2 separate regions of the Homo sapiens genome follow, and region 2 is linked to region 1. The links are chromatin loops, found by intact Hi-C in ENCODE. Cell type or tissue: Caco-2. All regions are shown on one strand. Each heading gives the region's core, and the rest is flanking DNA. Links, peaks and the distances in the headings are about the cores only. Region 1 has its middle 77 kb from the start of SOWAHC. Region 2 has its middle 97 kb from the start of SEPTIN10.

Evidence for each region. Peaks named below come from ENCODE experiments on the same cell type or tissue, not always from the same donor. Only the 100,000 strongest peaks of a DNase experiment are listed, where the experiment ranks them.
Region 2: a loop joins it to region 1, with 13 times the contacts of the local background. A loop is called at or near these places in 1 of 110 quality-filtered maps.

The regions. Positions count from the first base shown.
Region 1 is chr2:109,689,076-109,693,460 of GRCh38, reverse strand. It overlaps a transcript of RANBP2 not described here. Among named protein-coding and RNA genes, the nearest start is that of SOWAHC, 77 kb to the right of the region's middle. In Caco-2, for the core only: no CTCF peak of the experiment used is centred there; DNase peaks (open chromatin) are centred at 2,077 and 2,470.
Region 2 is chr2:109,514,883-109,519,267 of GRCh38, reverse strand. It overlaps a transcript of RANBP2 not described here. Among named protein-coding and RNA genes, the nearest start is that of SEPTIN10, 97 kb to the left of the region's middle. RefSeq lists enhancers at 1,192-1,731, 2,748-2,987. In Caco-2, for the core only: a CTCF peak has its summit at 2,716 (motif pointing left); a DNase peak (open chromatin) is centred at 2,707.

The sequences.
Region 1 (4,385 bases), core at 94-4,093:
TGGGCCGGGTGTGGTGGCTCACACCTGTAATACCAGCACTTTGGGAGGCCGAAGCGGGTGGATCACTTGAGGCCAGCCTGGCCACACAGTGAAACCCCGTCTCTACTAAAAATAGAAAAAAACAGCTGGGCATGGTGGCACACACTTGCAATCCCAGCTTACTCGGGAGGGTGAGGCATAAGAATCACTTGAACCCAGGAGGTTGCAGTGAACTGAGATCGTGCCACTGCACTCCAGCCTGGGCGATAGAGTGAGATTCCCTCTCAAAAAATAAAAAAATAAAAATAAGGGGTTGTGGAGACCAAGATTTTATCAAGCAGATAAAGCCTTCAGGTAGCAGGCTTCAGAGAGAATAGACTGCAAATGTTTCTTATCAGACTTAAAGAGTCTGCTCTAGCAGTCTTAAGGTCTCTGTGTTGATGTTAATGCTGGTAAGCTGTGCCTGAATTCCAAAAGGGCAGACGGTATAATGAGATATGTCTGACACCGTGGCGGGTGCCTGTAATCCCAGCTACTCAGGAGGCTGAGGCACGAGAATCGCTTGAACCCGGGAGGTGGAGGTTGCAGAGAGCCGAGATCGCACCATTGCACTCCAGCCTGGGGGACAAGAGCAAGACTTCATCTCAAAAAAAAAAAAAAAGAAAGAAAGAAAAAAGAAATACAAGTTGAATGAGTGACGGTTAAAAGATGAGGAACGAGGCGCATGTGGGCCCTTCCCTCTGCAATTTCAGAGGTGAATTTATGCAGGCAGCCACTTAGCTGCTTCTTGGGAAACCAAATGATTGACTTAGGGAAAGGAGAAATGGCACCGGGCCGCAGTGGGGAAGTGGGCCTCCCTCCCACAGGCTTCCTCGCTTTCTCCCACACGGCCTCGGCCTCCAGCTGAGCCAAAACCAAACAAAAACCCAAGGACCTTCTTAACAAGGAGAGAAGCAGACGGCCTCTCAGCTTGGATTTTGTTTCTCTCAGTTCTGCTCTCACATTTGATTTTTATTGAGATATAATTTGCATACTATAAAAACCACCCCCTAAGGTAAACAACTCAGTGGTTTAGAGTCTGTTCTCAGAGTTGTGCATCTGCCACCACCGTAACCACTTTAGAACACTTTATTACCCCAAGGAGATGTGCCACCCCTCTGCTGTAACCCCAGCGCCCTCCCCACCGCCCCCAGCCTGAGGCAGCCCCCTCTCTGCCTTCTGTTTTATGTGTTTGCCTATCAGAGACAGTTCCCCTAAATAGAATCACGTACCATGTGGCCTTTCGTGTCTGGCTTTTTTCTGCTGCCACATTTTATCCACTCCTGATTCAGAACACAAAAACCTAAAATGTGCAAGGGATGGATTTGGGTTTGATAGGCAGAAATTGAAAACTGATCATGGGCCGGGCATGGTGGCTCACGCCTGTAATCCCAGCACTTTAGGAGGCCGAGGCGGGTGGATCATGAGGTCGGGAGTTCAAGACCAGCCTGGCCAAGATGGTGAAACCTCGTCTCTACTAAAAAATACAAAAATTAGCTGGGCACGGTGGCGGGCGCCTGTAATCCCAGCTACTCGGGAGGCTGAGGCAGGAGAATTGCTTGAACCTGGGAGGTGGAGTTTGCAATGAGCCGAGATCGTGCCACTGCGCTCTAGCCTGGGTGACAGAGCAAGACTCTGCCTCAAAAAAAAAACCAAAAAAACTGATCATGAACTTTCCAGGGGGCCTAAAGTTGGAGGTGGAAACAGGGCTGCATGTGTCCAGGGCCCCCACAGAGGCTCTGTTTTACTCTATAGATTTGTGTTCTGGTTGCTTGTCCCTCCCTATCCCCTCCTTACCCCTTCTGGGGGCAGAAGGAACCAGAGCTTGCAACCCAGGAGATCACCTGAGGTACCCCCAAGTCCCCTTTTTGGAGGCTGGCAGAACTCTCGGAAATTCATTCTAGACCTAGCCTGGCCCCTGAAGCTAAGCTGCCCTAGCCAAGTGCAGGGTAGTCCTGGGAGTTCCTGCTTGGATCCAGCTCAGAACAGAGCCCTAGAAACAGGCCTGAGTGAGCTCAGAGACCAGCCCCACCAGGCCCCGGTCCAACCCAGCCTTATGCCTGGCAGCACTGATTGATCACCGACCTGTGGCTCTGGGTTGCTCTGTCCGCATGTCCCCACGTTTAGACCGAGACCACTATTGCTAATGTGGTATCCACTAAAAACCTGTCATCTAAGAGAAATTTCTCTCCCAATAGTCCACAGCTGATGGGGCCTGGTTGCGTTACTTGAACATCAGTGCACTTTTCCATTTTTCTTTAAACACACTTGCTAGGCTTCTGGCAAGGGCTATTGTAAACACTTCCCATCATTCCTACGTATTTTTAGCCTCAAGTTCTGCAGTGCCAGGAGAGATCCAAGGTCTTTGCTCTGTCATTTGTAAAGAACCTGCCTTGCAGCAGGACAGAGCTGATTGCTCTGGTGTTTATGGTTGAACATTGTCAAACCTGCAGAACTGGCTGTCCCTGATCTAGGAGGTGCCCCATCAATGACATGAGAAACACAAAACAAAGCCAGGACTAGGCTGAGAAGAGATAATCACAAGGTCAATGTCCAGAACTCCCTAGTTACTGAGTGTACATGAAGGAAGAAGGTGGGGCAAAGGGAAAAAACAAAGTCAGGAAGGGGTAGGCCTAGGCTTAGCAGAATTCTACCCCCCAACACACCCCACCCCCAGCCCTGCCCCGCATTCCCCTTCCATACCCAAGGTGTTTCTCAGGAGCTTACTGATGGTGAACGTCTGGAAGGCCGGCCTGGCTCGTCCCTCACTGGCTGTGCTGCCTTAAACAACTTGCTCATTCTCAAGGGACTCTGGGATTCCTCTGCCCCTGGGTGGCTTCCTTTGTCACACGTGCCAGGAGCATGCTAAGAACGTAATTAATAAGGCTACTGTGAAAGGAAAATAAATCTTGAGGCCCCTAAATCACTAAGCTAAATGGGAAAGTCAAGCTAGGAACTGCTTAGGGCAAACCTGCCTTCCATTCTATTCAAAGTCATCCCTCTGCTCACTGAGATAAAGGCATATCTGATTGCCTTCTTTGGAAAGGCTAATCAGAAACTCAAAAGAATGCAACCATTTGTCTCTCATCTACCTATGACCTGGAAGTGCTCCCACAACTTTGAGTTGTCCCGCCTTTGCTTCGAGTTGTCCCGCTTTTCCAGACCGAACCAACGTTCATCTTACATATGTTAATTGATGTCTCCCGTCTCCCTAAAATGTATAAAACCAAGCTGTGCTCTGACCACCTTGGGCACATAGCAGGACCTCGTGAGGCTGTGTCACTGGCATGCATCCTTAACTTTGGCAAAATAAACTTCCTAAATTGGCTGAGACCTGTCTCAGATACATTCAGGGTTCACAGTACCATGGTGGGTAGCTGTTTCCCTCACTGGACCAATAACTCCTAGAGAACAAGCACCAAAGAGCTTTGATCTTTGTGCCGTACGTGCATACCCCCAATAGGTACATAATCCAGCTCAGGAAATTTCATAAATGCTGGTTAAATCGAATACAATTTAGGTAAGGAGAGAGAGTGAACACAGATACTAATTTTTGGAGTTCAGTTATCACTTTTTTTTGGAAAAACATTTTGTTGTTCAGAGACACTTGGCAATGGAATAACTCTTAACAAAAGAGCAGTATTTATGAGTTAAGTGTAGATAATCCAACCCATATGGATGAAATTTCCCTTTAAGTGCTTGACTATGCTTTTAGAAATTGAGCAGAGATGAGGGGGGAAGGAAGGAAGAGAGCGTTTGGCAGAAGGAATTTTAGAGTTTGCTGAACCAGAATGTAGCGGGAAAAAAATCTCAGTTGAAGGCCTGGCTGGATTTTGTCATTGCTAATGAGAAGCAGGTACTGAAAATATGCTACAGCTCCTTGCAAATCTTACCAGGAATTGTTGCCTGCTGACCTCTCTGCTCTTCTATGCCTGCTGACCCCAGATGCTAGCATAGGATAAAGCTGCCCAGTTTAAATGTACATTCAACCCTGTTATTTGTCCTCAATGGATTTGAAAAAAGGTGTTAGAATTCAGGCTGCAAAGGTCCATCTAGGAGGCCTATGGAATGTCACATGTCCCCCAACCTATGTGCACCTATTTGGCAAGCTCTCTCTGCTGCCCAGGCATGCTGTTGTGGGTCTTTCCAAAAGCCTGTCTGCAGCTCCCAGGGCTGTTCCTAACTGCCTACCAGATTTTCAGGCAGAGGTAACAGGTTCCTAGAAAATGTCATCCAGGCCGGGCACGGTGGCTCACGCCTGTAATCTCAGCACTTTGGGAGGCCGAGGTGGGTGGATCACCTGAGGTCAGGAGTTCAAGATCAGCCTGGCCAATATGGTGAAATCCCGCCTCTACTAAAAGTACAAC
Region 2 (4,385 bases), core at 297-4,296, 170 kb after region 1:
TGTTAGAGTTCTCAGGAGAGATCTGGTTGTTTAGAAGTGTGTAGCACCAGGCAGGGTGTGGTGGCTCAAGCCTGTAATCCCAGCACTTTGGGAGGTTGAGGTGGGCAGATCACCTGAGGTCAGGAGTTCAAGACCAGCCTGACCAACATGGTGAAACCCCGTCTCTACTAAAAATACAAAAATTAGCCAGGCATGGTGGCGGGCACCTGTAATCCCAGATACTTGGGAGGCTGAGGCAGGAGAATCACTTGAACCCAGGAGGCGGAGGATGCAGTGAGCCAATATTGCATGACTGCACTCCAGACTGGGTGACAGAGCGAGACTCCCTCAAAAAAAAAAAAAAAAAAAAAAAGATATGTAGCACCTTCCCCACCTCTCTCTTCCTCCTGCTGGGGCCATGTAAAATATGCCTGCTTCTGCCACGATTGTAAGTTTCCTGAGGCCTCCCCAGAAGTTGAGCAGTTGCTTCCTGTACAGCCTGTGGAACTGTGAGCCAAATAAACCCCCTTTCTTTATAAATTACCCGGTCTTGGGTATTTCTTTACAGCAGTGCAAGAATGGACTCATACAGAACCCAAAACACATTCTGTGAGAATGCATTAAAAAAAATTACAACAAAGTTCAGTTGGAAATTTTGATTCAGTATGCACATATTTGCTTTACTTACAATTTAGTGCTGCTAATGGTGGGAATGTCCAGCAGAAGCAACAAGGCAATGGTTCTTAGAGCAGATGCCCCCTGTTGGAGTTACAGACTTGAAGCTGCGGTATTTGTGGAGCTGGGCCGTAGGCTCTGGGGTCTGCAGACACTGAGTTAAGTTGCTGGCTGGCTGTAAGCCCTGGGGGAAGCTACCTAACCTCTCTGAACCCCTGCTCTCCCATTTGTAAAATGACCATGATGAGAGTCCTCATAGGGTGCTTGTAAAGTGAGATGATGGAGTAAAGGGCCCAGCACCGTGCTCAGTTAACACAGCTGATGCCCTCACCCTGGAGGGCCGGCCTGTGTAGGAGGAGAAACAAGAGATGTGTAGGAACAGCCCTTTTGGAAGGCTTAGAAACAACTTCATGCTGAATAGAAGGAAACCAGAAAAGAAACAATTGCCCACACTTATTTATATTTTACCCTGTGAGTTGTTGTTGCAAGATGTGTGCAAGGATTCAAATGCCGCCAATTAGAAAAGCGGACCTTGTAGCTTGTGGCTTCATGGCTGCACACCAGGTAAGCGAGTTGCAGCTCGTATCTGCAGGGCCTCAGCCCCTGGGCTCAGCCCACTTGTTTTCATCCACGTCTGCTCCTCTGAAGTTCTCAAATGGGACTCGAGCTCCCATCGGGGGCATACCCTCTGCAGCTGCACCTTCTGGGACCCTGCAGGCCACACAAAGCTGCAAAGACCTCGGGCGTCGTTATCTAGGCTTCCTAGTCACCTGGGGATGGCATTGTCCTTGTGGAACACCAGGCCTCGTGTTTGTGGGTGTGCTCCAGGCTCTCGACAGCACTGGGTGTCAGCCTGTGCTGCACGGTGGGCACTTGGGACACCCACCCAGCCCTGTGGGATCAGAACCTCCAGCCAGAACCCAGCCCAGGACGGAGCAGTAAAGAACTCAGGCAGAGGCAGACAGCCGTGGGGTCTGCAGGCGTGGAGCTCACACCCCTGCTGAGCTGTGAAGGGGCCATGAGAGGAGGGCCTGGGCAGGATTCCAACGTCAGAGTGCAGCCATTGCTCTAATGCTGTTCCCTGCACAGGGCTGAAGCAAGCAGCAGCCAGGCGGGGTTCACAGGTCCGAACCTGCGGTGTTTGGACTCTGTTCACTCACCCGGCCTTCCTTGCTGCGGTGGTTCGGCAGCTTCCGGAAGATTCCAGCAGAGACTCCTGCAAGCCTCAGGTTGACACATGAATGACCAATGAACCTGTCAGGCTTTATTGAGCATGGACCAAGTCCCAGGCCCCGCACAGTCCGGGGATAAAGAGGGGGGCTGGTGTGGAGACAAAGGGGCACTGAAGTCATGGGCGATGGCGTGGGAGGGGGCGGGCGATGCTGGCAACAGGGGAGGACAGCAGCTTCCAGAGGCTGGGCGGGACCTCTGTGTATACCCTTTGCACATTCCGGGTGACCCTTTCTAAGGCTCGTACAGGGACACCAGTCCCCCAGAACTCAGTGTTTCTGGCCGGTTCTAGGCCTGTGGGGTGAGGGCTGGCCAGTGTTCCTGGAAGGCAGTTTGCAGGGGAGCAAAGCTCAGCCATGTGTTCCTAGTGGGTAGGGCTGCGATCACCCTTACCCGAACTGTACACTGGAGGACTGGGCTGGGGCTCATTTTGCTGAGGCCAGGAATTCTGGGGGCCATGCTGCCCACCCTACCTCTGGCATCAAGATCCACTGAGACTGATGAGGAGCAGTGTTTAACCATTCTTTGCACTAAAAATATCGTGGGAAAGTAACTGATCTATCAGTTTTGGAAAATGCAGCCATCGTTTAGCAGATTTCATCTGAAGGCAAGAGGTAGGAAGTTGCCCTTAATTTGAATTGTTCGGTCGAGGGGATCCCGCTTGCACTGCAGTTACCTGCGCCTCACACGCCAGCCCTGCTTTGGGGCTGGGGGCTCCTGCGAGAGGCCAGACACGGGCTCGCCTCCTTCCCACTTCTTCAGTAATGAAAGCCTCCCTTGCGTTGGGGTGGCTGGAGTGGGACCAGCACGCCCTCCAGTGGCGGCCCTCACAGCCGCCTTGCCTGTGCCCTGCCTGAGGAAGGGCGGGCTCTCTGTGACCCGGTGGCCACAGCCTGGGAGACTGAGTGTCCGCATATCAGGACAGGCCTAAGTGCTCAGCCCCAGCTGTAGGCCCGTGCTTCTGTGCCAGTGGAACCTCTCCTGCACCAGGCATTTACAAACCCTTAAGCCTCAGAACATGTCCCGTCATGGCCACATTTTCCAGATGAGGAGACTCTGGCCTAAGACAGCACCATCAGTGACGCCAGGGGAGAGGGCTGCCCCCCAGGCCCTGGGCACAGGGGGTGGGACTTAGGTCCTTCAGGCCCAGCATGGGCCACACATCACCTGCTCGGGCCCATGTGTTGTAGAGTGCCAGGAGGCCTGGTGGGCTCAGCAGCCCACTCAAGGGTGTCTGGGGGCTCCAGGACTCATAGGCTGCTCCCATGCCCCTTAGCCCAGGGAAGACCCCTGAATCATAACCATTCCACTCAGCTAGAGACCTTGGAGCTGAGTGCTAAGCATTAAGCAGGTAGTTAGCACAAAGAATCCCTGCTGATATTGTTTGGATGTTTGGTTGTTTGTCCCCTCCAACCCCAGGTGGAAATGCAATCCCTAGTGCTGGAGATGGGGCCTGGCAGGCGGTGTTTGGGTCGTGGGGCGGATCCCTCAGGAATGGCTTGGTGCGTTCCTGGCGGTAATGAGTGAGCTCTTGCTCTGTTAGTTCATATGAGATCTGATCGTTTGAAAAAGTCCGCCACGGCCCCTACCCCTCCTGCTCCACTTTTGCCTCCCGAGGCCTCACCAGATGCAAATGCTGGTGCCATGCTTCCTGTACAACCTGCAGAACCATGAGTCAAATAAACCTTTTTTCTTGATAAATTATCCAGCCTCAGGTATTCCTTTGTAGCAACGCAAAACAGACTACTACTCCTACCCTGGGAAGAAGCGTCTCTGTAGCCATGGCCGAGTTTGGGGTGCTGGAGATCTGGCTGAGGGGATGAGGCGCTCTCCTGAGGTCCTCAGTGGGGAGGTGGGTTTGAGATCTGGGGCCTAGGAAGGGAAGGAAGGGCCTGCACTGCCAATGGCTCTTGTCCTCCACTCCACCAGGGCTTTGTCCTGGAGTCTGGCCAGCCATGAGATGAAGCAAGTTAGCAATAGGCAGGACATTCCACATCCCCCACGGACCCTCCAGGGAGGGCATAGCCACTCTGCCCCCAGCCTGCAGGCCCCCTTCTCTCAGCCACTGCCTGTAGGCCCTCCCTCCTCAACTTACACTGAATCATGTGGGGCACACTGTTTGGCGTCAAGGGGTGTGCCAAGCTCGCCATCATGGGGTGCTGGGTGCCGCCGAGTTTCCATTTAGTCTATTCCCAATGCCTGGAGAACCCTCCTGGCCCTGGCCGCCATTGGTCATCCAGGCTGAGTGCAGACCTGGACCCACATCCAGCATGTGCGGTAAACCCTATGCCCAGCAGACAGAGGCCACAAGTGATTTCCAGGGCAAAGGTCATCCCTGGACTTGCATTCAGGCCCCAGGGCAGGGCTCTGGGCATGAGAGTTGGCAGATGTGGTTGGCTCCATGTCCCAGGCATCTCTGGCTAATGGAAGTCAGAGGCTTGAGGAGAGGGAAGTGTGTGAGGGGCATGGGGGAAGATGAGAGGGAGGGAGGGTGGGAAGCA